Regions from separate parts of the Homo sapiens genome. Here regions 1, 2, 3, 5, 6 and 7 are each linked to region 4. The links are chromatin loops, found by intact Hi-C in ENCODE. Cell type or tissue: PC-9. All regions are shown on one strand. Region 1 overlaps AK8 (adenylate kinase 8). Region 2 overlaps CFAP77 (cilia and flagella associated protein 77). Region 3 overlaps CFAP77 (cilia and flagella associated protein 77). Region 4 holds the start of CFAP77 (cilia and flagella associated protein 77). Region 5 overlaps TSC1 (TSC complex subunit 1). Region 6 has its middle 6.3 kb from the start of GFI1B. Region 7 overlaps DDX31 (DEAD-box helicase 31).

Region 1 (4,000 bases), 390 kb before region 4:
GTGAACATTTTAGTTTTGTTCAGGATGGGCTGCACCACGTGCCTGGGAGGCAGCCACAGCCTAAGCAGCCCTCAGGAGCTGGATCCCCAGGCGACATCGGGTGCCACACAGGGGCCTACCAATACCTCCGTGGCTTTGGAGCCCAATTTTGTCCCCATGAAGAGGAGGAAGCCTTGGCTAGGAGGTAAAATGAGTCGCCCAAAGGCAGGCTGCAAGTGGAATGCAGAGCGCAGGGCAGAGTTTGGGCCTCTAGTCCTCATCGTCACAGTGCTCGTCCTCCTAAAAGTCAGGTGGCAGCAAGCAGCCCCAGAGCTGGATTGGCTGGATGCAAATCCAAGCTCCACTACCTGTGAGCTGTATGGCCATGGGCAAGTCACTTCCTCTTCCTGTGCCTTAGTTTTCTAATCTGTAAAATGGGATACTGTGACTACTTCTTTCATAGGGAGAAAACTACATGAATTAATATTTGTATTAGAACAAAGACATGCTTAGAACAGGGCCAGGCTCATCATATGCACTGTAGCATACATGCTTGGTGAGTCAATATACTATCATATCTTTTCCCTCCCAGAAAACTGGGCTCATGGTTCTGTTTGCTGCTGACTTTCTTCTCCCAGATTTCGTGGGCTATGGCATCCTTGCTGCCCTTGAGATGTGGGAGAAAAAACTGGTTCTAAGCCCTGAATTCATTAAAATGGAAGGAAAATCGTGTTCCTTAAATGCTTTGATCTGCAGTGTACACTTAGTGAATACATCACTCTTTAAAATAATCCAGTTCACATGCAGACTGGCCGACCTCTGCTCATTTTCCCAGATACTTTCATATTCCATTGAAAGATGTAAAAATGTACTTTAAAATAAAAATTGTCAAATCATTCTGCACAGTGTGGCTAGCCGAGCATTTCCAATAGAGAAGTTTTACTAATTTGCTAAGTGATGTACCAGTTGTTTATAGAAGAATGTCTATTTTTGAATGGTCTCTTTTGTCACCTAAAACTTCATTTGAAAGGGACAAACTGGCCAGGCGTGGTGGCTCATGCCTATAATCCCAGCACTTTGGGAGGCCGAGGCAGGCAGATCACCTGAAGTCAGGAACTCAAGACCAGCGTAGCCAACATGGTGAAACCCCATTTCTACTAAAAATACAAAAAAAATTAGCCGGGCCTGGTGGCGCACTTCTGTAATCCCAGTCACTCACGAGGCTGAGGCAGGAGAATCTCTTGAACTCAGGAGGTAGAGGTTGTAGTGATCCGAAATCGCGCCACTGCACTCCAGCCTGGGCGACAGAGCGAGACTACTCCGTCTCAAAAAAAAAAAAAAAAAAAAGGACAAACTGAAATATTCACTGTTGGGCATCTCTGCCCCTCAGGTAGCTGTGTCAATGCCGTGTGGGCACCTCAGTCTTGTCTTTGCCTTTTGCCTGAGTAGACATGGTAAAGAAGAGAGTGACAGAAAGTGGGTGGCCCTCTCCAAGGGAGGAGGGGCACAACATGGCCTCCTAGTCTGCAGGGCACCCAGGGCTGATGTACTGACTTCTCTGGTCTTGAAAGAAAATCCAGTATTAACACATTGTTATTTCCTGGCGCCATTGTCTGCCAGGCAATTTTAAACGTTGTTAAGCAGTAGAGATATTAGAGTAGAAAGGTTGGCGTCTAAGAAAACCATGGAAGGCATCTGTTTCATCTCCTACTTGGGGAACCAAGGCCCGGCCAGATGGGGGTTTGTCTGGGGCAATTGACTTGAGTTTACCAAAGAGCAAGCTAGATCCAGTGGCCTTACCCTCCCTTAGGAATTGCAGGGTGCGGCCGATGGAACAATCCCAGTTTCTCCTCATTCTCTTCTCCAGGGTTTGGAAATGTTCTGTGCGTTGCTGGCGGCGTTCACTTGGGGGATGCAGAACCCATGTTTCACCAGCAGGTGGTAGTAAATAACAAACAAACGGCATCACCAACAGAAACACCTGGCGCCAGGTCCTGGCACTGGGGCGCTGCAGGGCCTTCAGGGCACGCAGGATTTCTGGTGACGGCAGCGAGACGGGCTTGCAGGCCCAGCTGCCGGGAATCAGTGCCATCCCGAGAGTGATGGCCTCCAGAGATGGGAGGCGTTCGGCTTTCCTTGAATTAAGTCAGGGCCTGGGCAAACCTCCCAGCAGCCTAGAGTAGAGCCCCTGGCGGGATGCGAGCCCCGCTTCTTTCAGGCACCAGGTTGTGTGAAATGGAAATTAAAAAACAAAACCAAAAGCAACCCCTTTTCCTCCTCCACAGTCCTGTTCCTTTTGTAAGATTCCCTGGACCTCCTGGGTCCTATTGGGATCCTTCAGGAGGGGCGGGACCCAGGGACCCAGGGACCACAGGAGAAAGAGAAGCAAATGCCAGCCTCCCCCATGAACACTGATGCTCATCTTGACATCAATTTCAAGGAGGGCTTGAAGAAGGAAAGAAGTTACACCGGGCAGTTTGAAGCGAATGTGAGGGATGAGGAGAGGCAGTGTGGGTGCGGTGTAGGTATGTAGGTGTGTTTGCTAGATGTGTTTGTGTAATGAGGGTGTGTGCTTCGTGTACTATGTGTGGATAGGTGGGTATACAGTATGTGTTGTGCACGTGGTGGGGTGTAGGGGTGTGGGGGTGTGTGGTGTGTGTGTGTGTGTGTTTGTAGCTGAGTGCATGAGCACATGTCTGTGTGTGTGCGTGCCTGTGTGTGTTGTAGTGTGTCAGGTGTCGTGTGTGTAGACATGTATGTAGTGTGTGGGGGCGTTTATGAGTGTGCATGGAGGGGTGACGTGTGCAGGGCATGTGCAAGGGTGTGTGGGGAGGCACTCAGCTCTTTCCTGTTTGCCCTAGGGTGCCAAGGAGGCTCACATGGCTTGTCGTGAGTCTAGCAATCAACCTTAGCATGTTTTTTATCTTTAAGCCACTGGCTGAAGGAGCTATTTCCTTCTCTCCACTTTTTGTCCTATCTTTATATGCCAGCCCCAGAAACCTTAGTGTCCCTCATATCTTCTCCCTCAACAATAACTGATGGGCAGAAAGCCAAGGTCCCTGCAGGGCTGGCTCTGCGGTGCGGACAGCAGGCGGCGGCGTGGCGCAGCAGGAGGGGCCTCTGGTGCCTGCTGGAAAACCGCAAGCTGGCCTGGGTGCTCTCTCCGAGCCCTTCCCTACTCACACCCATCAGCTCTGGAGCTGGATGTGACCGAGGGTGACTGAAGCCAGACCTGCAGCCCGGGAGGAGTCAGTGCTGCCCAGTTGCATCTCATGGGTGTCGGGACTCCTGTCCGGAGCCGTGGAACTGCTGTGCGGGAGGGAGCCCAATGGGATCCTGGGCCTTTAGACAGGACTCCTTCCCCTTCGAGACAGGAGGGTGGGACACGGGCCCGCGGTGGGGAGTGGAGGCCTGGGAGCATCCCACTTGCCACCATGGATCCCCATCTACCCCCATGCCAAGGGCCAAGCACACCCAGCCCCGCGGGGAATAAATGGATTGAGATTTTAATAACCTGGAGGTCAACTTGAGGACTGCCATCTTTTATGGAAGATCTTGAGAAAAAAAAAAAAAAAAACAAACGAAACCATGTGGTGTGGCCTTATGAAATAATGAGATACTCATATCTTGCAGTTGGCTAAATTTAGGGCTGACAGAACACTCCAGAGAGGTAACCCTTGGCGGTAGCTTTGTATGAAGGGTGAGATGTTAACTGTCAAGCCCAGAAATCAAGCCTGAGGCATCTGACTTAATGGTGAAAGACTTTAGACCGCACTGAAAAATCTCTGTCTGAGAGGAGGAGAAAGGGTAAATGGACAGCATTATCAAGAGGACTCGAAACTTCTGGCAGAGCACAGTGAACCAAGGAGCAGCTTGTTCTCAGCTTTGTGCTGAGCTGGCCAGTCAGACCATGTGGGGCTGGAAACGTGAGTCCATAGCTGGCAGGAAAATCCAAACAAGCCACAGCAAAACAGACACCGAGCCTCAGAGAGGCTGGGACAGGAGACATGGGTGGGTTTGG
Region 2 (4,000 bases), 160 kb before region 4:
GGGATAGATGAATTAAAAGCCAAACCAACTCTGTGTGGATCCAGGGACCTCCCTGGGGACTAGAATTGGGTCTGTGGCCTATGAGCAGTGCTTCCAGGAGCCCCCTGCTAGGCAGGCAGCAGACATGGCTGGCCTTATGGTAGCTCATGGCTACCATTCCTCCACAACAGTGAGACTCCAGAACCACCTTCTCTCTTCTGACCAAGGAAATTGTTAATTAATTATATGGTTATATCTTAGAGAGAGAGACAGAATTAATGAAGTTTGGGCTCTAAAAATCTGGCCATGGACTGAAGCCAGTGGGGGTCAGTGTGGGAGGAGAGCTGGACCTTTCATCCGGGAAGTCTGTCCTGCCACTGTATGGATGCTAAGTAGCTCTACCACCCTTTATCTTCTCCTGGATGTTCCAAGGGGGACCTCCTGGCCCTGTCTGCAGTCCCTTGCTGGGAAGTAGATCACTTCCCTCCTGCCCAGTGGCAGCCACCATAGAAGTCAAGAGCTGAACCTCAACAGCACCAGAACCAGAGTTCAAGAACAAATCAGAAAAAAAAAAATGCAAGGGAGACAGATCCAAGGAGTGGGAGCCTCTTCAGTTAAGATTTTGTGCAATCGGTATCTCAGCCTGCCCTTTCTTCTCAAGAAATGGTGGTGGGTGAAGACTCAGCCTCGTCTCCAGGTGTCCTTAAGCCTGTCCATCTTCATGAGTCCTCTTCCCAACGGCTCCATCTCCACGCTCTGGCACCCAGTCCTGCACTTGCCCCGTCCACCTTGCCAGGTGCACATAAGTGTGGTGCTGCCTCCCTCTTACCTTGGAGGGGACTTCAGAGAATTTCAAGCAGGCCAGGTGAGGGCCCAGACCAGCTGCCTCCCTAGGCCTGTGGAAACAGTGCCTGTGGACCTCTTTGGTTAAACCTCCTATGAGGTGTTGCCAAGAAGGTCAACCAGGAGGTAGAATGTTCCTAACTGCCAACCAGTGAGGAAATTAGCCAAAACGGAGGCACAAAGTCATACCTCCAACGACACTCACGCTCACCCGGCATTTGTTGGTGCGTGACTGGGAGGACTTGGGATGGAAAGCTAGGCTATCCCCATTTCCATCCATCTTTCATTGGGAAGGGGTTTTGGGGGGCAGGCTCTGGAACGTGTCGTGGACGTCACTGGCCTGGGAGAGTTCACTGCCCTGGCTTCGTGAGTGGACTCAGGATTCCTTTCACGTCCACTTTCCACCTATGAAGTTGAGGAAATGGCAGTGGAGGGAGACGAACAAGATGATCCCCAAGGCCCTTCCAGGCTGGACGCTGTGGGGACTCTATCCAGGTCATAAAGGGCAGGTAGTTGCCCCAGCCAGGGTCAGCTCAGGTGAGGACAGGGGTTTGGCCGAGGTGACAGGATACCCAAGAAAGTAGAATCAGGCCAGAATCAGACTCGGGGCTTTGTGCAGTCACAGATAATCAATGAGGCGGGAAGAACCAGGCTTGGTGGGGGAAGGACGCCAGGAGAGAGGGAAGGGCCGGGAATCTCCGCCGCCTCTGACTCAGACTCGCCAGCAGGTGGCACTGTAGGACAAGGAGCTGAGGGTCTCTCCAGTGAGCACTGCTTCCGGCCTGGGCTGGGAGCACCCGGAGGACTCCAGAGAGCACCCAGAGTGATGCTTCCAGGGCATCTGCCACAGCCCTAGCGGGTCCCACAGCAAATGGGGCAAGGAGTGATTGGAGAAACAAAAGAGATTTCCTAGCTGAGCCTGTCCTGCCTGCCTCGGCCCAGGTCCTGGGGAAAAGCAGGCCTGGGAGGGCATCTCTGTTGCCACAGTGGGGCCAATTTTGGGTTCTTCAGGAAACTCTTCTGCCTCCTGATGTGCCCCCTCCCCTTTCCGTAGGGGATTTCAGAGCGAAAGAGTGGGCTCGATTCAAAATATCCTTCAGCTTCTGGATGTATCTGGATGAAAGCCCTCCGTCCTCGTGAGCGTCCTGGCCTGCCCAGTCCCTCAGTCACTCACAGGGCTCTGGTTGATGCCTCTGCAGTGTGAGTCAGTGATAAGAAAAAAATAATAATTCATATTAATCTATTGCTTAAAAGTGCCAGTTGCTGTACTAATCATGTCATGCACATTCTTTAATGTAATGGTCACCTGATTTAGCTTGAAGACACAGTCTGTGATGCGTGGGGTCCTGTCTCTGAGATGAGGCATAGAGAGGATAGGACTGTTGCTCAAGATCACACAGAAATTGCTGGGCAGAGCTGTGCTTCGCACTCTTTTGCGGTATGGCGTGCTACCGCCTGCTCAGGGCCAGCCCACTCAGACTCTGCCTGCTTGGGAGATTGGAGGGATGAAGGAAAATGAGTATTGAAGACTTTTGGCTTCCACAGCTGGGTAGATGGTGGTCTTACTTATGAGATGGGAAAGACGGAGGGAGAAGTAAGTTTGGCAGAAAAAAAGTCAAGTGTCTGCCTTGGCTATGGTGGTTAACAATGAATGCCAGACACCCAAGGGGAGATGCTGAGTGGGCAGTTGGATAAATGAGTCTGGGGGCTGGGCGTGGTGGCTCATGCCTGTTATTCAAGCACTTTGGGAGGCTGAGGCGGGTGGATCACCTGAAGTCAGGAGTTTGAGACCAGCCTGCCCAACACGGTGAAACCCCATCTCTACTAAAAATACAAAAATTAGCTGGGCATGGTGGCATGCGCCTGTAATCCCAGCACTTCGGGAGGCTGAGGTGGGTGGATCACAAGGTCAGGAGATCGAGACCATCCTGGCTAACATGGTGAAACCCCGTCTCTGCTAAAAATATTTTTTAAAAATTAGCCGGGCGTTGTGGCGGGCACCTGTAGTCCCAGCTACTCAGGAGGCTGAGGCAGGAGAATGGTGTGAACCCAGGAGGTGGAGCTTGCAGTGAGCCGAGATTGCACCACTGCACTCCAGCCTGGGCGGCAGAGCAAGACTCTGTTTAAAAAAAAAAAAAAAAAGAAAGAAATCCTTGGCTGGGCGCGGTGGCTCATGCCTGTAATCCCAGCACTTTGGGAAGCCGAGGGGGGCAGATCATGAGGTCAAGAGATCAAGACCATCCTGGCCAACATGGTGAAACCCCATCTCTACTAAAAATACAAAAATTAGCTGGGTGTGGTGGTGCGCACCTGTAGTCCCAGCAACTCGGGAGGCTGAGGCAGGAGAATCGCTTGAACCCAGGAGGCAGAGGTTGCAGTGAGTTGAGATTGCGCCCCTGCACTCCAGCCTGGCAACAGAGTGAGACTCTGTCTCAAAAACAAACAAGCAAACAAACAAAAAAAACCCTTAGATTAGAAATGATATTTAAAACTTGAAAATTTGCCTCCCTCAAAAAAGGTGTGGCTGGAATGTTTTGGAGGTTAGCTTACCTTGAGAGGTCTCTATGTGGCAGCACCCTCATTTGATGTCTCTAAGGCTGATTTGCTCACTGGTTTTCAAATGGAGACACAAAAGGAGGATGACAAATAGCATTTTTAATTTAAAATAGATCAGCATAAAATTTTCAGAGAGAATCCAAAGAACACACGGAAAGACCGAGTGAGGAAGTGTCCAGGAATTCGGCTGAGAAGCTCAGCAGCCTGTGTTCAGCAGTCTACCCGCTGGCCTGGAAGGCTTTTTCCAGAGTGGGTTGACCTTCCAAAGTCAGTCCTGGGGGAGGAGTCCAACTTGGCCTGCTTGATTGACGGGGCCCCAGCACTGAGGAGGCGGGGGCAGGCTCGAGTAATGAACCATTGGCTCTTCCTGCTGTCAGAGGTCCCAGAGAGATAATACTGCCGTGATGAGACATCAGGCATCCCAAAAAGAGCAATTAAAACTCATGTTTGGAATAGAAAATGAGGGCTTTCAAAGCACGTCACTGTCATGCTTTCTGCAGCAAATACACAGGTCGTTCTTAACACTTAATGGGCAGAGCCATGGAATCGACCCTTAGCCTGGAGTCTAAAAAATTGTCTTGTAATTTGGGCTTGTCTTGGCAGGTGAGGGCTTGAGAAGAGG
Region 3 (4,000 bases), 96 kb before region 4:
GGAGCAGGGGACCCCTGTCGGACTCAGTTCAGGGGGCTCCCAAAGCCCCAGCAGAGGTAGCCCGGGCTGGGCAGCCAGCCAGTGCCTCCACCTCCCAAAAGAACCTGTTCAGGCCGCTAAGGGCTAGGGTCCTGGTGTAAGCTGCCTGGACAGAGTCCCCACACCTCCATTCGCCACCTGTGACCTCTTGCTGAGGGACAGAACCTCACCATGCCTCCCTTTTCTCATGGATAAATAGAGGTGACGGGCGTCTGCTGCACAGGGCTGCAGTGAGGATTAATCCATTTGCTCTGTGGAAAGCCAGGCCCCAGTAGGTGCTCATCAGCGTTGGCCGTTCATTGCTGTAACTGTTGTTCGTAGCCGCCATCTCGCTGCTGAGGACTCACCTCCGCACCAGGCCACTGGCACCAACGTGAACGGAGCTCAGGATGAGAAATGACTTCCTCGCCCAGGGCCTTGCTCTGCCTCCTGGAAGCATGCGGCCTGTGGATATGAACAGCCGCCCTGGAGGGAGACTCGGCTCAAATCCTGGTGCTGCCTCCAACTAGCCAGGAGACTTTGGGCAAGTGACTGTCTCTGAGCCTCAGTTTCCCCATCTGTAGAATAGGGATGATAGTCTCTACTTGGTAGAGTTGTATTTAATGAGATGAGGTACAGGGCTCAGTGTTGGACGCAGCGGTCACTCAGTGGGGGCCCAGAAAGTGTCAGCTGTGAGGACTGCCCCCTTCCAACACACATTCTGAACACACACAGCTATGAGGACTGCCCCCTTCCAACACACACTCTGGTCCTCATTTTGTTCTCTGAAGCCTCTGAGAGCAAAACCCCCCCACTGTCCTAATCCCAGGGCTTCAGATGGTTATAGACAGCTGCTGTGTCTCTGCGGCATCTTTTCACGTCCAGCTAGGAGGACCTCATCTCTTCTCCTGTTCTTTGTACACAGTAGACACCCTCCCCCTCTCCCGCCCATCATCCTGACGGCTCCCTTCTAGACGATTTCCTGTTTATGAACCTTCCCTTGAATGTATGATGTCCTGCATTCTTGAGCTTGATACTACAAGTATGGCCTGAGCAGCTGAAAAGAGCAAGGAGGTCACCTCCTTTGTTCTGAACTTGCTACCTCTATTAACATGGCTGAGGAACACATTCATTCTCTGAGGCAGCATCACTGCACTGCAGACTCATGACATCAGTCGGCGGCGCGGGGGGCGGGGATCACAGCGGAGTCTATGAAGTGTCATCTCTGGCTTTAACGTCCCCTCTCTGGGTCTCAGATGGACTCTCTCTTTGCTTCTGATAACTGTCTCAAAGTCTTAAAGGGCCCCAGACTATATTCGAGTGCTCACTATGTGCCAGGCATTGTGTTGGACGCTGAAGATGCAGCGATGGATGAAACTGACATTCTCCCTGCGCTCTGGGACCTGACATACAGCAGAGGAGTATTAACGACAGTCGCAGTCAGTGCCAGGGAGCAGATTATGCGGGGGACAGGAGAAACTTGGCTTTGCAGGGGGCAATGTACATTTCAGGCCCTCTCTGAGGCCCGGGGATCTTTGCGAGATCCACATGCTCCCCCTTGTGGTCAGACCAGGTTTCATTCAGCCGGGTTTCAGGACACCAATAAATGCAGACGTGGTCTCGCCCTTCAGAAACTGCCTCGGATCTCTGGGATGGCTGCTGGGGAAAGGGCTTATTATTATTTTATAGGAGCTTGGGTGGGTGGCTTGGATTTTTTTGGCCATCGGATCCAGGAGAAACAAAATCACCCAGAGTGATTGATGGGCCCACTGTAAATTTGTAAAATATATCAGCTTGGCAGAGAGATTCAAAAAAACCTGTCAGGCAGCAAACATTTTTTTAACAGCCTGTAAAATTTCCTGCATCCTTCACATTTGTCAGCGTCAGGCTGATGATGCATCTGATAGCAGGACCAGCAGCGGCTGCAGACAGAAGGCTGGGCCAGCAGCATTTCCCGCTTATCTGATGTTTCTTATGTTTCCATGGTCTGAAGGCTTTCTGCACCAGGATTGGGGGTGTAGACCAGGCTAATTAGTGCTGATCTAAGGATGCTACTCAGGTTGCACGTGGCAACTGGCTTTATATCTGGACCCCAATGTGGCCATTTGTTCATGCACTCATTCAGCAACTCCACGAAGGCCTCCTCCGCAAAGGCACTGTGGTCAGCACCACAGATCCTGGCGTGAGAAAAGCAGGCCTGGAGCATCCAGCGTGGTGAAAGTTCTGGATGCCCTGACAAGAAGTTTGAGTTTATCAGGAAGTGGTTGCCGCTGAATGTGAAAGGGAAGGAAGTGACCCAGAAAGGAGAAGCTCAGCAGGTTCTTTGGGTCTGTTCAGATTAAGTTCTAAAGCCTTAAGAAAAATCCAGACAGGATGGCCTTACACAGAATCCTGTCTCATCCCCCTTCTAGTGCTGGAAAAACATGAGCAGAGTCCCTGCCCGTGTCACCTCTACCCCTGTGTTAGGGAGGCAGATCAGACCCTTGGTCACTGTCATAGGCATTCAGGCCACACTAATCCTCCTCGCACTGCACAGAAGCCAAATGACTTGACCTCTCAGACCCTCTGTCTCTTCTTCTGTAAAACGGGGATAGAAGCATTCCAACCTTGTACTCACTTGAGCTAACTTTGTACTCACTGAGCTATTCAGAGTTAGTTAATGAGGATGCTCCTGAGGACCTCGGCAGTGTCTGACCTGAGGTAGTAATAATAACACATAGTTGCCATTGTTAGTGCAAAGTAGGGTCTTCCCACCTTCCATCTGGCCCATGTGAGACACTGATGCGCAAGGGGCTGCTTGCTGGTTGACTGAGTGATGGATGTTCCTGCTGGCATCTGTGTCTTGACTGTGGCCCAGGCTCCCAAGCAGAACAGCGGCAGAGCCCAGGGTGCCCAGAGTCCACCAGGAGCGCCAGCTGCTGCCGGGCCCTCCCTGCTCCTCCCCTCCCCGCCATCCCTGACTCATCATAATCGACAGTGCCGGGCCAATTAGGAGCAGTAACAATTAAGATGTGCCGAGGGCATGCGAACATTTGCAAACACTTATTAAAGTGCATCAATAATTAAGTGTGTCTTTAATAGTTACATATCTGGCCTCCAGACATATCTGTTTCCGGACCTTGGGTGGCAGCATGCTTTGAGATCTGTGTTAGGGCCTTACACGCTGGTAATGAGAATTTAAAATTCTTCCCTGACTTGAATTCTGGGATTTGACAGTGAAACAGCAGCGAGAGAATGCCGGGGCTCTTTCCAGCTGCCTGATCCTAGAGGTGTGGTCTTCAAAGCCAGCTGCCAGACTGGATAGAAATCCGGGCTCTGCACCGTAACGCCTCGGGGAGGGCCCTTGCCCTCCCTTTCCTGGCCTGTGAAGTGTGCAGAATGATACCTGTCTCATAGGAAGGACATAAGGGTTAGCAATTATGTGTGCAAAATGCCTGCCACGTTTAAGATCGATGCAGAGCAGCTTTTGTTAGCGGTGGCTCATACTGTTATCAGAGGACACAAAGAGGCTGCCGTTAGCTGAGGGATCGAGACAATCCGTCTACACCAGGGGTTCCAAACTCCGTGCCTACCTGGACTAGGCAGGTAACAAAAATGAGAGAAGCCAGTCTGGGTGAGGACTGGGATAAACAGTCCATGGATTCTGTCCAAAGGGATGCTGCCCCTCAGCCCCAGCCCCAGGAGCCAGGCAGAGCGCAGATCCACTTGCCCAGGCTTCTGTTTGTTCAAGGGAAATGGAAAATTCAGGTATTTATATGAAATCTCCTGACTTTTTAAAAATGTGGCAACTCAACCTTTTTTTTTCCTTTAATTACTGTACCAGCCAAACTCCTCTGTGGATTGATTTAGCCACAGCCCCAGGACTGACCCTATGTCTACACGGCCCCCAGTCTGCCCCCATGTCTACACAACCCCCATTTTCCAGATAACTCCTCAGGTCTCCACTTCCTGCAAGCCACAGAGGCTTTGGGATTGAAATGCA
Region 4 (4,000 bases):
GTTCAGACTTAGACAAAACCAAAATATACTTTAGTTCTAATCACCCTCCTAAAGACACCACGGCAGAGTGCACTCCCAACCTCTACCATACATAGCGGAAAGGCACACACTACTACGGGGAGCTGAAAATCTATGATGGTGAAACTGACATGCCACAATGAAGAAATCCACAAGCCAAGCTCAGTAGAAATTTCCATAACATGAAAAGAAAAAAATCTTAAAGCTCCACAACCTCACATATTTTCCATTTTCTCTTTTTCTTTAGTCAAAAACACCAAAGTTGTTTCATAATTTTTTTAAAAAAACTAATATAGGAAGCTGTTTGAAGTGGTAAAAATAATGCTGGGCTGGGAGTTAGCAAACGAAGCTGCAAACCCAATCTCTGCCAAAACCTTGAGCAAAACAAACAAACAAACAAAAAAAAAAAAGCACAAAACAAACAAACAAAAAAACCCAAAAAAAACAACAGAGGTGGCTTCAGTGTGCTCATTTGCAAAAAGGGTCCAGAAAAGATAACAGTCAAGGTTCCCTTTTGCGGTCAATTTCTCTGCCAACTTTTATTTATGTCAGGTTTTGACCTCTAAAGTTATAAGATATTCTAATATTATATATGGTAAATACTGAAAAGTGGACGTCATCTTAACTGCTCCAGAAAGTACCTTAAAGACCCCGAAGAACCCACGAAGGAAAGCCAGAGGTAAAGGCTGCCCCCTGGCTGTCCCTGGTGGAAGAAGAGAACCCCAGGCTCCATCATCAGAGAGCACGAGCCTGGACGTGGGTCCCTGCTGCTCCAGCATGGTCACCAGGGGCCAGGGCAGACCTGCTCTGCATCTCGTGCCCTGAAGACAGAACCCCAGTCGTGGGTGAGTCACCTCCTGTACATTTTCCGACCCTAAGCTTGGGTTCAGAAATCAGGGATTGAATTGGTCCTAGAAGCTGTTTAGCTAGTGCCATCCAGAGGCCAAATGTTGTCCTCGATATAGCTGGGTGGGGCGGGGGAAGCAAAAGGAAAAAGGAAAAGAAGGGGGAAATTTACATATATGTACATACATTTTACACATATGTACATGTATATTATACATATGCATACATGTATATATGATAGATGTAAACGGTATGTTATATGGGTGCATACACAAATGCATATGCATGTATGTGTGTGTGTGTGTGTGTGTGTGTGTGTGTACATATTGCTCAGCGTGGGCACCACACACTAACTCACCATGGAGAATAACTCCATACGCCCTCACTTTACACTTCAGTAGGAAGAAGTTGGCTCACTACTAACTACTTGAACAAAAGCAACGACCTAACCTTAATGCAGGTAGTCAGAGGTGGCGGACGTGATTCTCTCCTTCATCCAAGAATAATGGGCCCCACCTGCCTGTCCTGCCTGTCCACTCAGAGTGGCTCTTCTCACGTAGAAGTAAGTGAAGGACCTTGTTCCACTTTGAGAGGCCTAAGAAAGGAGCCTATTCGATGGAAAGGCACGAGTGTGGGAAGCCAGCCTCCCCCAGGTGCAGCCTGCGCCTAGGCAGTATCCTTCCTCCTCTCAGGACCGAGTTTAGGGAAGGCAAGAGGAGGGAGTCAATGTTTTGCCAGGAGCCAATTAACTCAGTTAATTCTAGCACGGGTTCCCTTTTCCCCAAAACAAAAACAAACCGCCACCACCACCTCTGGGCTCTACTCAGCGCCTGGCGGTCACACAAATAATTGTTGTTGAATCCACGGTTACCACCTGCGCCTTCCACTCCCGCACCTGGGACGCGGGGCGCATTTTTAAAGGCGCACTGCCCTCCAGCGGCGCAAGATAAATTCGCCTCGAGGCTTGCTCCCTGACCCCCAAGCCTCAGCCTGACTTCTCCAGTGGCCCCCGGGAAGGTGTGGCCGCCACAGCAGTGTTGGTTTCCCATCAGCGGGAAGCGAGGCTAAAGGTGGGGAGGAGGGAAGTGTAATGGAAGGGAAAGTGATCCAGCCCGAAACCGCAGCTCCCTCATTCTTGTCTGCGGAGCCTCCTAGGCCAAAGATTATGCTTTTTTTCTCTTAGGGTTGTAATTTGGGTAAGAAATTAGTATGATCGAACGGAAATGAACATTCGACGTGATGCTTCCAGGACAGACACGGAGCCACCGCTGCATAGACGTACCCCAGGCGTGCAGCGGAACCGGAGAGGCGGCCTTTACCCTGGGAGGGCTGGCAGCCACGACTTAGACTGGGCGTGTGCGACCTATCTGTCACCCTGTGGGTTCACTCTGTGGGAAACCACAGCAGCACCCATTGCAGCCTTACCCCATGTCAGGCGCTGTCCCGAGGTCCCGCAGAAATTACCCTATTCAATCTTCCCAATCAGTCCCTTTAGTGGTGCCATTATCATCCCACTGTGAGGATGGGGAAACCGAGGCTGAGAGAGGCGACGCGACCTGCATGGGGGTCCAGGCCTGTCTGGACCAGAGCTGGAGCTTCCCACGCTGCGCTCGGACCCCGGGCCGCGGGGCCAGGGCGCTGCGGGTGGGGACCCCCGGCGGCGCAGGTGCCCGGAGCCGGCGACAGCGAAAGCGCGGTGGGCGTGGGGTGCTCACCTTGACGATGAGAGGGTTCTGAAACATGGAGTCCCGCACGACCCCCAGCCGCTCGTTCTCCATGCCGGAACGGATGTCCGCCACGGTCAGGGGCCGCCGCGGGGGCGGGCAGACCTGGCTGACCGTGCGGCGCACAGGCTGCTGCTGCTTCCTCCATCGCGTGAGGTCCGGGCCGGAGCTCCTGGCCTCTGGCATCCTTGAGGTCGCCGGGGAGCCGGCCCGCGGGCTGGTTTGGGCGCGCTTCCCCACGTCGGGCACAGCCTGGAGCTCCGAAGGGCCTGCCGGGCGGCCCGGGCCGCACCACCGGGATCCTGAGGGGGAAACTCAGATGCCAGGACCCCTCCGGAGCCAGGCGCGCCCCGCTCGCGCCGGCCCCTCATCGCAAAGAGCCCCGGAGCAATGCAGGAGCCCCGCGGGATCCTCAGGGCGTCTCCTGGGCCCCGCGTTGCAGACTGGGAGAGGAAAGAAAACCAAGACCACCCCTGGAGGACGAATGCAACGGCCCGTCTCCTTGGCGACGGGACGCCAACAGAGCCCGGCTCGGCTTGTACTTTTCTTTCAAGAAACTCTTGGTGGCTACCAGTGTGGACTTGTTTGGAGTTTTCCTGAATCGATACAGGAGAACCGAGAATCTCCAGTGGGTTGCGTTCAAAGCGGCGTGGCTCATAGAGGGTCATTTACATTTGTCTTCCAAGTCGAAGACTCCATCCTCTGCTCACCCCCATTCCACTCACAACCCCTCCCCACCTCTGCTCTTTGCGCCACACACACACCTGAGACAGAGCACTAAATGCATTCCAAGCCTGATGCTGATGCTGACCCACTGGGAGGACTCGGGCAAGTCACCCTCTTGGATCCTAAGGGCTTTTTTTCTTTTTTTCCTGTGAGATGGGTGACAAGGAAACGCTAGAGTTGGATTACATCAATGGTTCCCAAATTTAAGCAACAGAATGAAGGGAAATTGAAAAATACAGATTTGGGCTGGGCTTGGCTGCTCACCCATGTAATCCCATTGCTTTGGGAAGCCTAGGAGGGAGGATGGCCTGAGCCCAGGAGTTTGAGACCAGCATGGGCAACATGGTGAGGTCTCATCTCTACCAAAAATTAAAAAAATTACCCAGGTGTGCTGGCACACACCTGTGGTCCCAGCTATGGGGGAGGCTGAGGCAGGAGGATCACTTGAGGAGGTTGAGACTACAATGAGCCGTGTTTCGGCAACTACATTCCAGTCTGGATGACAGAATGAGACCATGTGCCAAAAAAAGAAAAACGAAGATTCACAGGACTCACCCCAGACTCACTAAATCAGAATATCTGGAAATGGCATCTGAGGCTCTCCTTTTTTTTTTTTTTTTAAGAGACGGAGTCTTGCTCTGATAATGACATGAGCCACCTCACCAGGCCAGATGCTGCATTTTTAA
Region 5 (4,000 bases), 490 kb before region 4:
ACCCAGCAAGTCTGTCGACTGGACCCACTTTGGAGGTAAAGTTGTTACTTTAGCTCCAAATCCAGCCCACATGGTTCCTGCTTGCTTGTTGCCCTTTCTGTCCTTGAAGGAGGTGCCCTCTGGGAAACAGATCTCCCCTTGGCTATTGCTCCGGCCAGGCTATCTGCTTGGCTAAAGGATCTCAAGTGTTGCCAAGTCAGCATTTCTTATTTTTGAAAAGTGGCAAGTACTATGCGCTTGAGAGTATAAGTGCAAAATACAGACTTCCTGCCAGGCTTCCCTGGAGAAGACCAGAGTGAAGCATCTTCCTGGGGGAGAACACACAGCGAAGGAAGTGTCTTGAGAAACAGGGCATCTGAAATGCGTGATCTAGATTTGTGGGGAAAGGAAAGCAGGCTCTCAAAGAGTCATCCCACATGATATGACCTTTTGCATTCCTTCACGGGGGAGACACATAGTCCATACTTTCCCCCCTGCTGTTGCTGGGAGTCAAGTGGTCATTTGCAAAGAGAGTGGTGATTTGTTTTTAAAGAATTGTGTTTGTTAAGCTAACAACACATGGGAAGGGGGCTTGATTGAACCATCTGTAAAAGGCATTTCTGCCACCCTCCCTCTGCTTTACAATCAGGCTCTCCTCCTTCAGATGAGATCCGCACCCTCCGAGACCAGTTGCTTTTACTGCACAACCAGTTACTCTATGAGCGTTTTAAGAGGCAGCAGCATGCCCTCCGGAACAGGCGGCTCCTCCGCAAGGTGATCAAAGCAGCAGCTCTGGAGGAACATAATGCTGCCATGGTGAGGACTGGGGAGGGGACAGGTGGAGCTTGCTTTTTGTTTTGTTTTGGGTCAGCATGATAGCTTATAAAGCACAGCAGCCGAGGAGGTCAGAGTTCCCAGTCCTTCCCACTCCTTTGGGCAGGTCGCTTGAGATTAAGACATGAATGGTGACACCTCGGAATTCCCTCATAATTCTCAGAAACCGTGGGGACAAGTGATTTTGTGTGTGTATGTTTGCATGTAACTGGCCATGATGATGAAGGGTCAGAAGATGATTTTATTTCTCCAAATGTAAAACCAACTCTTGTAAAGCTATTTCATGGCACAAAACTGAAGCGTGTATTGTACAGCGGGTGTGAAGCCAGTCAGGCCTGGAGTTTGAATCTTGGCTCTACCAGTGTTACCTTAGAAAAGTAACGTGGCCTCTTGAAGCCTCTGTTAGCCATGCTATAAAATGGAAATAACAATAGCAGCACCTGCTCTTTAAGTTGTGATGGTTAAAAGAAATTATGTCGGTAAGCCCTTGCTGAGCGCCCAGCACACTGCAAGCATTCAGTAAATGCTCATCGTTTCAGTGAACTTAGTACCATGTTTGAGAGATTTTATTCCAGTGTTGGTAGTCAGACTTTTGAAAGTATTGGAAGCAAACTGATCCCTGAGAAGATTTATTTAAGCAACTTAAGATCCATTTGCTTAATGTAAAATTTGGAAAACCTTGACCTAAGGCCAAGTAAGACAGTAGTGAGCTCTAAGAGTTTTGGTCTGTAGTTAGTTACATTTTCAGGGTAGCTTATGACTATTCAGATGAAATGTTCGCAGTGTGTGTTAAATTGCCTGTGTTGGAAGACAGCTAAAATGATGACATTTCTGGTCTCTGCTAGAAAGATCAGTTGAAGTTACAAGAGAAGGACATCCAGATGTGGAAGGTTAGTCTGCAGAAAGAACAAGCTAGATACAATCAGCTCCAGGAGCAGCGTGACACTATGGTAACCAAGCTCCACAGCCAGATCAGACAGCTGCAGCATGACCGAGAGGAATTCTACAACCAGAGCCAGGAATTACAGGTATAAACTGCAGCACCAGGCAAAGCCAACTGCGAGAATGCCGGAGAGCAGTGGGGAGGGAGGCAGTCAGTTTCCCTGGGTGTCCTTGACTTGTTCAGCTTTACTAAGCTGAATGCTTTTCTCTCTGAAATCATGGCAGAAATTCTTCATGGCAGGTGAATCTTACTTAGGACAGAGGTTCCCCAACTTTGTTGGTTCATATAGTAGCTCCCTTAGTGTCTCAGTCATTTTTTTTTCTGCAGCCAAAAGGAAACAGTTAACAGTTCTGCTCATTAAGTAGATCTGAATAACTTAGTGAGTACGAATGTCCTAAGAACTTAGTAGCTGTTCACAGATAATACACATAAATTAATTTTTAAAAAAATAATTGCAATTACTAATGCCTCGTGTGCACCTATTGGGCACTGCATGGTATCTCAGACCTTGAAATCAGAGTGGACAGTGACACCCTCATTTCCTGTTCCACACTGGTTTTCCTTGTGGTGCTTTGTATCACTGCACCCAAAAAAACCCGGCTTCACAAAGACGTCATCCACAGACACAGCATCATTTCCAGCCAGTTAGTAATTCACAGAGTGTCCAACAGATGGCGCTGCGTCTCCCTCGAAAATTCAGAATCTTTCTGCAGCATCCCTGTGAGTTTGCTGTGTAGCCTCAGGGCTCTTTGGTGCACAGTTTGGGAACTGAGGATCTAAGGTCTCTTTTTTTCTTTTGTTAAACAGTAAGGAACTCAGAAATCAACCATAACTTACTTTTTAAAACTAAGACATCAAATTCTGAGGGCCCAAGAAAGTAGAGCCGTTGAGCTAAGGCATTCCCAGTCCTCTGTGGGCTGGTGGCTAGGTAGGCCTGTGATCTGGCCTGTTGGTGTTCCTCAAACTTCATGTCCACGTCTCTTTGGGCAGACGAAGCTGGAGGACTGCAGGAACATGATTGCGGAGCTGCGGATAGAACTGAAGAAGGCCAACAACAAGGTGTGTCACACTGAGCTGCTGCTCAGTCAGGTTTCCCAAAAGGTAAGAAGAAATGAGGCAGACCTGAATCTGCTGAAACACCATTTGCTAACATTCTTCCTTCAGACAGGTTAAAGAAATAGATTACTTGAGTGTCTGTGTCATGGGTTCCCAACAGGAAGTGGTTCTGCTGCCCCCATAGTCCCTGACATTTGGCAATGTCTGGAGACATTTTAGGTTCATGTTTTTGGTGCTGCTGGTATCCAGTGGGTAGGAGCCAGGGTGCTGCCAAATATCCTACAATGCACAGGCAGCCCCCTGCAACAAAGAAGTATCCATCCTAAACCCTGCTCTATGTGTATCCCATGGAACTCTTTCTTCATACCTTGTTTACATAAATGTCAAAAGTTTGTTCAGGTTTTTGAGCGTGATTCCTCCTTCTTTGGGAATCACTGCACTTCATACATCATTTTGTCAAGAACGGTGAGTTTTCCCTAGGGCTTTATGCCACTGGGCCTTGGTGGTATACCTGTCCACCTTCTCCAGGTGTTCTGTGGGTGGTCAGTTTGATGGACTGCATTTGTGCTGTCCCCTTTGCAAAGCACAGTTCTGAAGTGTGTTTCTGTCTATTTTTGTTGTCCTTGGGTACCATCCTCCCCACCTGCCATTATGTCAGGGACTGTGAACCCATGGGACTGGTTTATTTTGCCTTAACATTGAAATAGTGTGCTCCTAGCTGATTCCCTGTTTAATGACGTCTATGTGCTAGTTTTATGTCGTCGGATTTTTCACTTTGCTCATGTTTTTTGGTTAGCTCTCAAACAGTGAGTCGGTCCAGCAGCAGATGGAGTTCTTGAACAGGCAGCTGTTGGTTCTTGGGGAGGTCAACGAGCTCTATTTGGAACAACTGCAGAACAAGCACTCAGATACCACAAAGGTATGCCAGGGCTCGGGAGCCAGACCTTAGTGGGGAAAGCGTTTCAGACCCAGACAGTATGTCTCCCGCATGGCATAGAGAATGGCTTGATGACTTATTTCCTAAAAGACGGAGCGGCAGTCCCACTACTCCGTGGTCCAGCTATACAAGCACTTTCCAGCCACCATGTGAGCTTGTTTCTCCTATTGGGTTGCTTTGAAGTTAACTCACACTGAAAGCACCTAATGGTAGTTGGTAGAGAGTAGGTGTAAAGTGTTTCCTTTCTCTTC
Region 6 (4,000 bases), 560 kb before region 4:
GCCTCCCAAAGTGCTGGGATTACAGGTGTGAGCCACCGCGCCTGGCCATCTTCCTATCTTTTAATTCATTTATTTATTGCTCTAACTTCCCACAAGGAATGTCCATGCTACAAGAGCAGGAACTGTTTTTCCAGGCACACAGCTCAGGGCTTAGACTCTCCAGGGCTTAGAACAGTGTTTGGGAGACACTAATGATATCTTCACAGAGTGAATAAATGAATGAATGAATGACTCTCTCTCCATCATCTCGGCTTTGCTTCCCTCTGTGTTGGCCTCATCCTCACGCCATGATCTCTACCCACTTTATGCGGCTCTTATCTCTGGGCCTAGGAACCCCAGTGGAAAGAGAGATTCCTCCTCAATTGTTTCAGAAAGATTGCTAGGGTTGACTCTGATTGGCCCAGCCTGGTCACAAGCACATCCAGCACCAATCATTGTGCCCAGGGGGAGGGATATGGGCCTCTCATTGGCCGGGGCTGGCAGACTTTCCCGCCAAAACCATGAGGTTGCTTAAGTGTAGAGGAAGAGGTGGGTTTGAGCAGGAACAACAGCTGTCATTAAACAGAATAAGGCCAGAGAGGCGTTTGGAGCCATGGCTTCTATCTTCTACCTTCTAACTGTCCTCTCATTATCACCTGGATATGCTGTGTCCTTTCTTGCCTCACCTGTTCCCCTTGTCTGGAATGGTTCTTTCTCTTCAGCCCCCTCCTTCACAGCTCAATCCAGCTCTCAACGCCTCCAGGAAGCCCTCCCAGACGCCCCACAATCCAGGGAGTCATCTGTTGTCTACAGATTTGGCCCACCCGTGACGACCCTTGGATTCCTGTCTTGCTCGGTTACTCATGGGGCCTCACTTGCTTTTCGGTGAGACTGGGGGCTCCTTAAGGGCAGGAACGTCATGGGGTCCTCTGTCTGTGGACAACGGGCGTGGGCCGGGCCTCAGCACACACGCTGGCCTGCAGGGACCATATCAGGGCTGAATACATGGGAACCACCACTGCTGAGGCCGGGCCACGGGCCCTCTATAAGGACAGCTCCGGCAGGTGCAGGTGGGCTGGGGAAGCTCTGTGCGGGGGTCGTGGGATATTGGGGGTGAATGTTCTGTGCCGGGTGGCACCGGGGCTACGACACTCCCAGGCATCGGCTGTGTGAACTTGGGCAGCTTCTGGCCTTGGCCCAGGACAGCCACAGAATGTGACGGTCATGAGCTGAACCCAACAGTCCTGGGAATGGGACAATGGACCCGGTGGTCCCTGCCCTCCAGGGGCTCCCAGAGAGCCGGCTGGGCATTGGGGCTCGTCTGCTCTATGTACATCTTGGTGCCAGAAAAGTGCCTGCTGGCTCTGTCCCGCTGCGAGTGCGCTGAAGGGTGGACAGCAGTGGGCAGCAGGCCAAGTAGGAAACGTCCACCTGGTCATCGGCGGCTACGGACCTCTTTCCAGGTCCAGGCTCCTTACCGGGGGCTGCAGGCAGTCGACGTGCGGGAGCCCGGCTTGCAAACCCTGCCTGTCGTCGGGGCTGGCACTGCCCTCCGACTCCCCACCCTACGACCCAGGCGCTCCGCTCCACACGGGAAGCAATTCACCATCCCACCACACGGTGGCACTCCTGCCTACCTTTCCTCGAACAAAAACCAGCCTGAAAAAAGTGAAAATAATTATCTGTGTACAGGTACATGCTGTTTGAATTACAAGAGTAATATATGATCAGAGTTGAAATAAGAAAAAGAAGAATATGCACCTGTGTCCCATCCCCATTAACTATTTTTTCACTGAGACAGAGTCTCACTCTGTCGCCCAGGCTGGAGTGCAGTGGCTCCATCATGGCTCACTGCAGCCACGACCTCCTGGGCTCAAGTGATCCTCCTGCCTCAGCCTTCCGAGTAGCTAGGACCATAAGCACACACCACCACACCCAGCTAATTTTTGTTTGTTTGTTTTTGAAACGGAGTCTAGCTCTGTTGCCCAGGCTGGAGTGCAGTGGTGCAATCTCGGCTCACTGCAACATCCACCTCCCAGGTTCAAGTGATTCTCCTGCCTCAGCCTCCCGAGTAGCTGGGATTACAGGCGCCCGCCACCACGCCCAGCTAATTTCTGTATTTTTAGTAGAGACGGGGTTTCACTATGTTGGTCAGGCTGGTCTTGAATTCCTTACATCAAGTGATCTGCCTGCCTTGGCTTCCAAAAGTGCTGGGATTACAGGCATGAGCCACTACTCCTGGCCACCTGGCTAATTATTTTTTAAAAATTTTGTAGAGACAGGGTCTTGCTCTGTTGTCCAGGTTGGTCTCAAACTCCTAAATCCATGAGATCTGCCCACCTCGGCCTCCCAAAGTGCTGGGATTACAGGCGTGAGCCACCACACCCAACCCAATTTTTTTTTTTTTTTTTAGACAGAGTCTTGCTTTGTCACCCAGACTGGAGTACAGTGGCATGATCTCAACTCACTGCAACCTCTGCCTCCCTGGTTCAAGTGATTCTCCTGCCTTCGCCTCCCTAGTAGCTGGGATTACAGGCACGTGCCACCATACCCAGCTAATTTTTGTATTTTTAGTGGAGACAGGGGTTTGCCATGTTGGCCAGGCTGGTCTCGAACTCCTGACCTCAAGGGATCTGCCAGCCTCAGCCTCCCAAAGTGCTGTGATTACAGACGTGAGCCACCATGCCCGGCCAACAGTAACGTTTTTGAAGTCTATTTTTCTTGTTTCTTTCTCTGTCTCTCCTTCTGTCTCTCTTGCCCTCTTTTCCTCCCTGCTTCCCTTTTCCTGTCTCTCTTTCCCACTTGTATGTGTTTATAATGTTTTCAATTCAAATTAATCCACATTGACCCTTTGCTTTTGAGTAACCACACAGGCAGATGACAACTCCCCCAGCTTGGAAGTTGAAGTCCCTTCAACCCTCCTGTCTTAGGGAACCTCAGATGGGGAAGGGCAGTATTCAGGTGGGAGGCCATGGGGTGAGGTTTGGGGTGCATCCACTTCTCGAGATGGCTGGTGTGCCTCAGAGAAGCATGGAAGGAGTGTGGGGGGGACACAGGGAACTTGGGTGGGAGTCAGGGACTCTGGGTGCAGGTGAAGTACAGGACAGCGTTCAGGCCACAGGCCTGCCTGAAGCTCCCCAGAAACCCTGGCAGGGGTGTCAAACCCATGGGCCCCACTTCTAAGTTTAGGAAATAACAAGAAGATTGACAAGTCCATCTGGGCCGGGCGCAGTGGCTCACACCCATAATCCCAGCACTTTGGGGACTGACGTGGGAGGATTGCTTGAGCCCAGGAGTTCAAGACTGGCCTGGGCAAAATAGTGAGTTATTATTTCTCAGCAGAAATATTCAACAGCTGACTATAAAACTCTGCCCTTTCTCTCTTTAACTGGATGGTTAAGAGCAGTCTTAGTTGCGGCAGGGTTAGGGTTAGGTGATGTCAGCTTGATTCTTATCAGGTGAGTGGTGCTAATTTACATGGCAGGTTGATTATTAATGAAACACCTGACATTTGGTTACCGCCCCATAAACTCTTGATGACTTCCGCATTGGTGTTCTCCCTAGAGACTCACAGAAATCCCACTCTGAGGCTGCAGAGATGAAGGAGGAGCGAATGAAAGTTTGTTGAAGCTTACCCTGGGCCAGACAGGGTGGAGGGGCTTTATACGCCTCATCTCTTAGTCTTTTGGAGCATTTTGCCGCAGGAAATTACCGAGCATATGATGGAAAACCAAGAACCAACCCCCAGGCAGGGCTGGCGCTATGGTCAACCACATAAGTAGGGGCAATCTGCCTGATCCACTAGGGCACAGACACACCCCCCTGGCCAACCTTTTCTGATGAGCACCACACTGCACGTCACAGATCAGGAAGCGTGGCCATGGATGCATGCAACTCTGTGCTCTTCCCAACAAGCTCTCTCTCTGTGTGCGTGCGTGCGTGCATGCGTGCGTGTGTGTTCATTAGCCAGCCTTAGGAGGGTACAAATCTCCCAGTGGGTCCTCACCTCCCCAGTCAAGCC
Region 7 (4,000 bases), 240 kb before region 4:
CATCTGATGTTTTTCATAAATGTCTTGGTTATTTTTGTACATTTATTTTTCCATATGAACTTTCAAATCAGGTTGTTTGGTTATATATGTTATTTTATATATACACATTTGTGGCATTTTTATTAGCATCACATTACGTTTATGGAGTGATTTAGAGAGAATTAGCTTATATGTACTATTGCATCCTCTTATCTGGAAATAGGGTGTATCCTTCCATTTATTCAAAATTTACTTTATGCCCCTCAGAGGTGTTTTTAAATTTTCTTCATATAGATTTTGTATATTTTTTGCTAAGCTTATATTCCTTTTATCTTTTTTGTTGCTATTAACTTTTTATATTGGAAGGCTGTTGAAATTTTTTTTTTTTTTTTTTTTTTTTTTTTTTTTTTTTTTTTTGAGACTGAGTTTTTCACTTGTTGCCCAGGCTGGAGCACAATGGTGCGATCTCAGCCCACTGCAACCTCCACCTCCTGGGTTCAAGTGATTCTCCTGCCTCAGCCTCCCGAAGAGCTGGGATTACAGGCGCCCGCCACCATGCCCAGCTAATTTTTGTATTTTTAGTAGAGACGGGGTTTCACCATGTTGGCCAGGCTGGTCTCAAACTCCTGACCTCAAGTGATCCGCCTGTCTTGGCCTCCCAAAGTGCTGGGATTACAGGCGTGAGCCACTGCACCTGGCTATTGATTTTTATATGTTAATTTTGCATTCAGCTGCTTGACAAAATTATCTTGTTTGTAATAGATTTTACATTAGTTCTCTTATGGTTTTTTTTTTTGTAAGATAAAATAACATCTGCTAACAATAATTTTGTTTCCTATTTTCTAATTTTATACATCATATTTCTTGTCTGATTGTATGGGCCAGGACCTCTAGAACAGTATTCTAGAATAATGGGGTTAGTGGGTGTGTTAGTCCATTTTTACACTGCTGATAAAAACATACCCGAGACTGGGAAGACAAAGAGGTTTAATTTGACTTACAGTTCCACATGGCTGGGGGAGGTCTCATAATCATGGCAGAGGACGAAAGACATTTCTTACATGGCAGCAGCAAGAGAGAATGAGGAAGACGCAAAAGCAGAAACCCCTGATAAACCCATCAGATCTCGTGAGACTTATTCATTATCACGAGAATAACCGGCCCCCCTGATTCAATTACCACCTCACTCCTGCCCCCCTGCCCTTCCTCCTACAACATGTGGGAATTCTGGGAGATACAATGCAAGTCGAAATTTGGGTGGGGGCACAGCCAGACCACATCAGTGGGCAACCTTATTTTGTCCCTTTCTTCATTAAGAGTGCTTCTGATGTTCTACAACCGGCCACCCCTGTGTCCTGTCCGTTTGGAGTCTGCCTTTGTTTATCCTGCTCATGGCATTTTTTTTCTGTGTGTCAACAGCGCAGTGATGGCCCCTATGCCCTGGTGCTCGTGCCAACGAGAGAGGTAAGCAGGCTCCCTTTTGGGACAAGTTTTAAGCACATGCTTTCACTAATGTCCCGTTGAATTTAAAAGTGGTTTTACCATGTTTCTCCCTACTGCACAAGCCACTGCACACCAGTTCCATTTGCCTGGAAACCATCCTTCTGGTTCTTGTCAAGGAGAAAAATTCAAGTAGTCTCTGAGAATCATAAGTATGGAAAAGTATTTTCCTATTGTCTAGAAACTAATGATACTATTAAATGTCTGTTTAATTGGGTTTTGAATTAAGTTGCTAAAAAAAAACCTACAGAAATGCAATTTTTTAGCAACTTTATTCAAAACCAAAAGCAGTTGGCTCTGAAAATGAACCTTTATTTTTTTTAAGAAGCTACTGCTACCAAAAATGTTACTTGTTCCTAAAAGTTAAACTTTTCAATATTTTTTTCTTTCTTGGTGGAAATCTCTTCTATCTGATCTATTTTATTTGCCTACAGAGGCAACTTCAGATTAGGGTATGTGGTTTCTATATCAAATGCTAATCACTTCCTTACAGAGAATTGATCACAGAGATGATTTGAAGTCAGCTTTTCATATAGCCTGCAGTCCCCTATCTCAGCTCAGTCCAATGAAGGAGCAGGCACAGAAGCTATTAAAATTTTTACAGCAGCAAACTTGCTACTTCTCGAGGATGCTTCATGAATACTAAATATGTGGAAACTGTATATACGTTCTTTAAGAACGGGATTCTGTATGAGGCATTTTTGAAGGTTGTTAATGGTTGTAGCCTACTTTAATTTTCACTTGCTTTGTTCTCAAATGGAGCTGTTGGTTTGCTTTTGTTTTATTGATATAAACTTGAGGAGCGACCATCTCCCAGGCTTCAGATATCCTGGCACAGTTGTAGAATACAGTCATCGCTCCTTGAGAGCGAAGTTCCCAGAGGCTACCCTGTTGCGTCACTATTGTGGTTTACTCTGCGTACATATTATATTCTTTCTCTTTCTAAGGAGAGTCAAATTCAGGTTACTTTGTTTCATTCTCTTACGTTTTTGTGCACCACAGACTTGAACTTCTCTGTGTGGCACTCTGGGAATTTGAGCCAGCAGAGGGAGCACAAAACACTATTTTTGTGTATGTCCAAGAAATAGAAGTGTTGTCTTTACCCTCTTTGCCCAAACTGACAGGTTGCAGAACCAGTCTAAGAACAAGGTATATTAGATTCTGTGTATAGGATTTTTTTTCTTCTTAAATCTTAACTTGAGGTCCAAGTTTGGATCCTAATCACATTAAATTGTCTTTAAAAAAAAAAAAAGGGGGATCCTGTTCATCATCTATAACTTTTAAAATTTTTACAGCTAGCTCTACAAAGCTTTGACACTGTCCAGAAACTGCTTAAGGTAAGGCAAACCATGAGTTCCATTTCATCTTGCTTGCTGACTTTGAGGAAGGATTTAATATACTACAGTCTATTCTTTATTTTCAAAGAGATAAGAATTATTTCCTTTTGCCTGGATATCTCTGCTCTCTCTAGGCAGTTTATAGGTTTTTACTGATCTAAACCTACCAATTTCTAGCTTAGCTGAATTATCAGTGACTCCTGGTGCATAAAGTCCTGCAATTTGTTCATCATAGTCACTAGCAAGCCACATACAGAAATTCACAGGTACAGCCTGATGGTGATCCAGTAGAAAGCAACTTAGCTGCAAGTAGGATTTGTTTAAGAAAGGAGAGTGAAGGCTTCAGAATCAAAGCCAGCCAGCTCACCAAATTGGATCATGAATTGATCCATCCTTTCTTTTATTAGGGGTGGAGAGTAGGGAAGGGTGTTGCTTGGGTTTTTATCTTAACCCCAAAAATGGCAGTAGACTTACTGACATGTGTTTTCAGTTCAGGCTCTGTGGGAAAAGAAAGGCAAGCTACTTGAATGATTTAAGAAGCTCACATTTCTCTCTCACTGTGGTAGAAGCTAGTTATATACCTATAATTCAAGTTACTGCTGATAGTGAACATGGGTGTAGCAATGCCTAGGAATTGTGTCTGCACAATAACACCTTATACAATGAGAAGCACCAGTTTTCTCCCATGCCTTGTTTAAGGAAAGGGAATTTGGAATCAATGTCTGATGTTAGTAAAGGGGGCTTTGCACTGACTGTGGTCTGCTGTCTTTCTGTAGCCTTTCACCTGGATTGTGCCTGGAGTGTTAATGGGAGGAGAGAAGAGAAAATCAGAAAAGGCCAGGTAGGAAGAGGTTTGTTGGTTGTTGTTTCCTTCTTGAATGTGTCCTGCCTTCCTATTCAGTAAGGCTGGGTCCTTCTAAACCTGCTGAGAGCTTTGTCTCAGGCTCTGCTTCCTAGTCCCGGTGCACAGGGACAGATTGAGTCAGTGGGGAGCGGTCACCTCTAGACGGTGCTGTTTTTTAAAATATTAAACCTACAAACAGGTTTCCTTCTGATGTTGCTAGTAACAGTGCTGTCAACTTCTTAACTCCCACCTACCCAATGCTCTATAGCATCCCTGGTTTAGTATACATCCACCTGCATGCCACTCATTTTTGTGGACATTAAGAGTTTGGGGTTTTGTT

What was found. A loop is a pair of places that touch in the nucleus more often than their neighbours do. Peaks named below come from ENCODE experiments on the same cell type or tissue, not always from the same donor. Only the 100,000 strongest peaks of a DNase experiment are listed, where the experiment ranks them.
Region 1: a loop joins it to region 4, with 28 times the contacts of the local background. A loop is called at or near these places in 68 of 110 quality-filtered maps.
Region 2: a loop joins it to region 4, with 12 times the contacts of the local background. A loop is called at or near these places in 72 of 110 quality-filtered maps.
Region 3: a loop joins it to region 4, with 6 times the contacts of the local background. A loop is called at or near these places in 33 of 110 quality-filtered maps.
Region 5: a loop joins it to region 4, with 4 times the contacts of the local background. A loop is called at or near these places in 13 of 110 quality-filtered maps.
Region 6: a loop joins it to region 4, with 24 times the contacts of the local background. A loop is called at or near these places in 15 of 110 quality-filtered maps.
Region 7: a loop joins it to region 4, with 26 times the contacts of the local background. A loop is called at or near these places in 17 of 110 quality-filtered maps.

The regions. Positions count from the first base shown.
Region 1 is chr9:132,798,246-132,802,245 of GRCh38, reverse strand. All of the region lies in intron 10 of AK8 (adenylate kinase 8), which reads left to right. Among named protein-coding and RNA genes, the nearest start is that of AK8, 78 kb to the left of the region's middle. In PC-9, CTCF peaks have their summits at 1,692 and 1,898 (motif pointing right); a DNase peak (open chromatin) is centred at 1,935.
Region 2 is chr9:132,572,777-132,576,776 of GRCh38, reverse strand. It overlaps CFAP77 (cilia and flagella associated protein 77), which reads right to left. Exons shown (of 6, transcript NM_001282957.2): 6 at 3,458-4,000. Among named protein-coding and RNA genes, the nearest start is that of BARHL1, 7.8 kb to the left of the region's middle. RefSeq lists a silencer at 1,468-1,537. In PC-9, CTCF peaks have their summits at 1,378 and 1,586 (motif pointing right); a DNase peak (open chromatin) is centred at 1,576; H3K27me3 peaks cover 3,106 bases.
Region 3 is chr9:132,505,416-132,509,415 of GRCh38, reverse strand. The region is part of intron 3 of CFAP77 (cilia and flagella associated protein 77); the gene reads right to left. Among named protein-coding and RNA genes, the nearest start is that of BARHL1, 75 kb to the left of the region's middle. In PC-9, CTCF peaks have their summits at 1,370 and 1,571 (motif pointing left); no DNase peak of the experiment used is centred here; H3K27me3 peaks cover 2,652 bases.
Region 4 is chr9:132,409,046-132,413,045 of GRCh38, reverse strand. CFAP77 (cilia and flagella associated protein 77) reads right to left here and starts at 2,835. Exons shown (of 6, transcript NM_001282957.2): 1 at 2,580-2,835. The coding sequence starts at 2,774. It overlaps LOC105376304 (a long non-coding RNA gene), which reads right to left and starts at 2,405. Exons shown (of 3, transcript XR_930405.2): 1 at 1,315-2,405. RefSeq lists a silencer at 1,678-1,727. In PC-9, CTCF peaks have their summits at 1,583 and 1,782 (motif pointing left); a DNase peak (open chromatin) is centred at 1,785; H3K4me3 peaks cover 323 bases; H3K27me3 peaks cover 3,320 bases.
Region 5 is chr9:132,900,446-132,904,445 of GRCh38, reverse strand. It overlaps TSC1 (TSC complex subunit 1), which reads left to right. Exons shown (of 23, transcript NM_000368.5): 16 at 1-35; 17 at 629-795; 18 at 1,659-1,841; 19 at 2,747-2,857; 20 at 3,609-3,731. Among named protein-coding and RNA genes, the nearest start is that of SPACA9, 24 kb to the right of the region's middle. RefSeq lists an enhancer at 208-892. In PC-9, CTCF peaks have their summits at 2,232 and 2,431 (motif pointing right); a DNase peak (open chromatin) is centred at 2,345.
Region 6 is chr9:132,970,363-132,974,362 of GRCh38, reverse strand. It overlaps a transcript of GFI1B not described here. Among named protein-coding and RNA genes, the nearest start is that of GFI1B, 6.3 kb to the left of the region's middle. In PC-9, CTCF peaks have their summits at 1,385 (motif pointing right) and 1,585 (motif pointing right); no DNase peak of the experiment used is centred here; H3K27me3 peaks cover 1,605 bases.
Region 7 is chr9:132,649,891-132,653,890 of GRCh38, reverse strand. DDX31 (DEAD-box helicase 31) reads left to right here. Exons shown (of 20, transcript NM_022779.9): 7 at 1,399-1,443; 8 at 2,775-2,816; 9 at 3,593-3,657. Among named protein-coding and RNA genes, the nearest start is that of DDX31, 18 kb to the left of the region's middle. In PC-9, a CTCF peak has its summit at 2,475 (motif pointing right); a DNase peak (open chromatin) is centred at 2,490.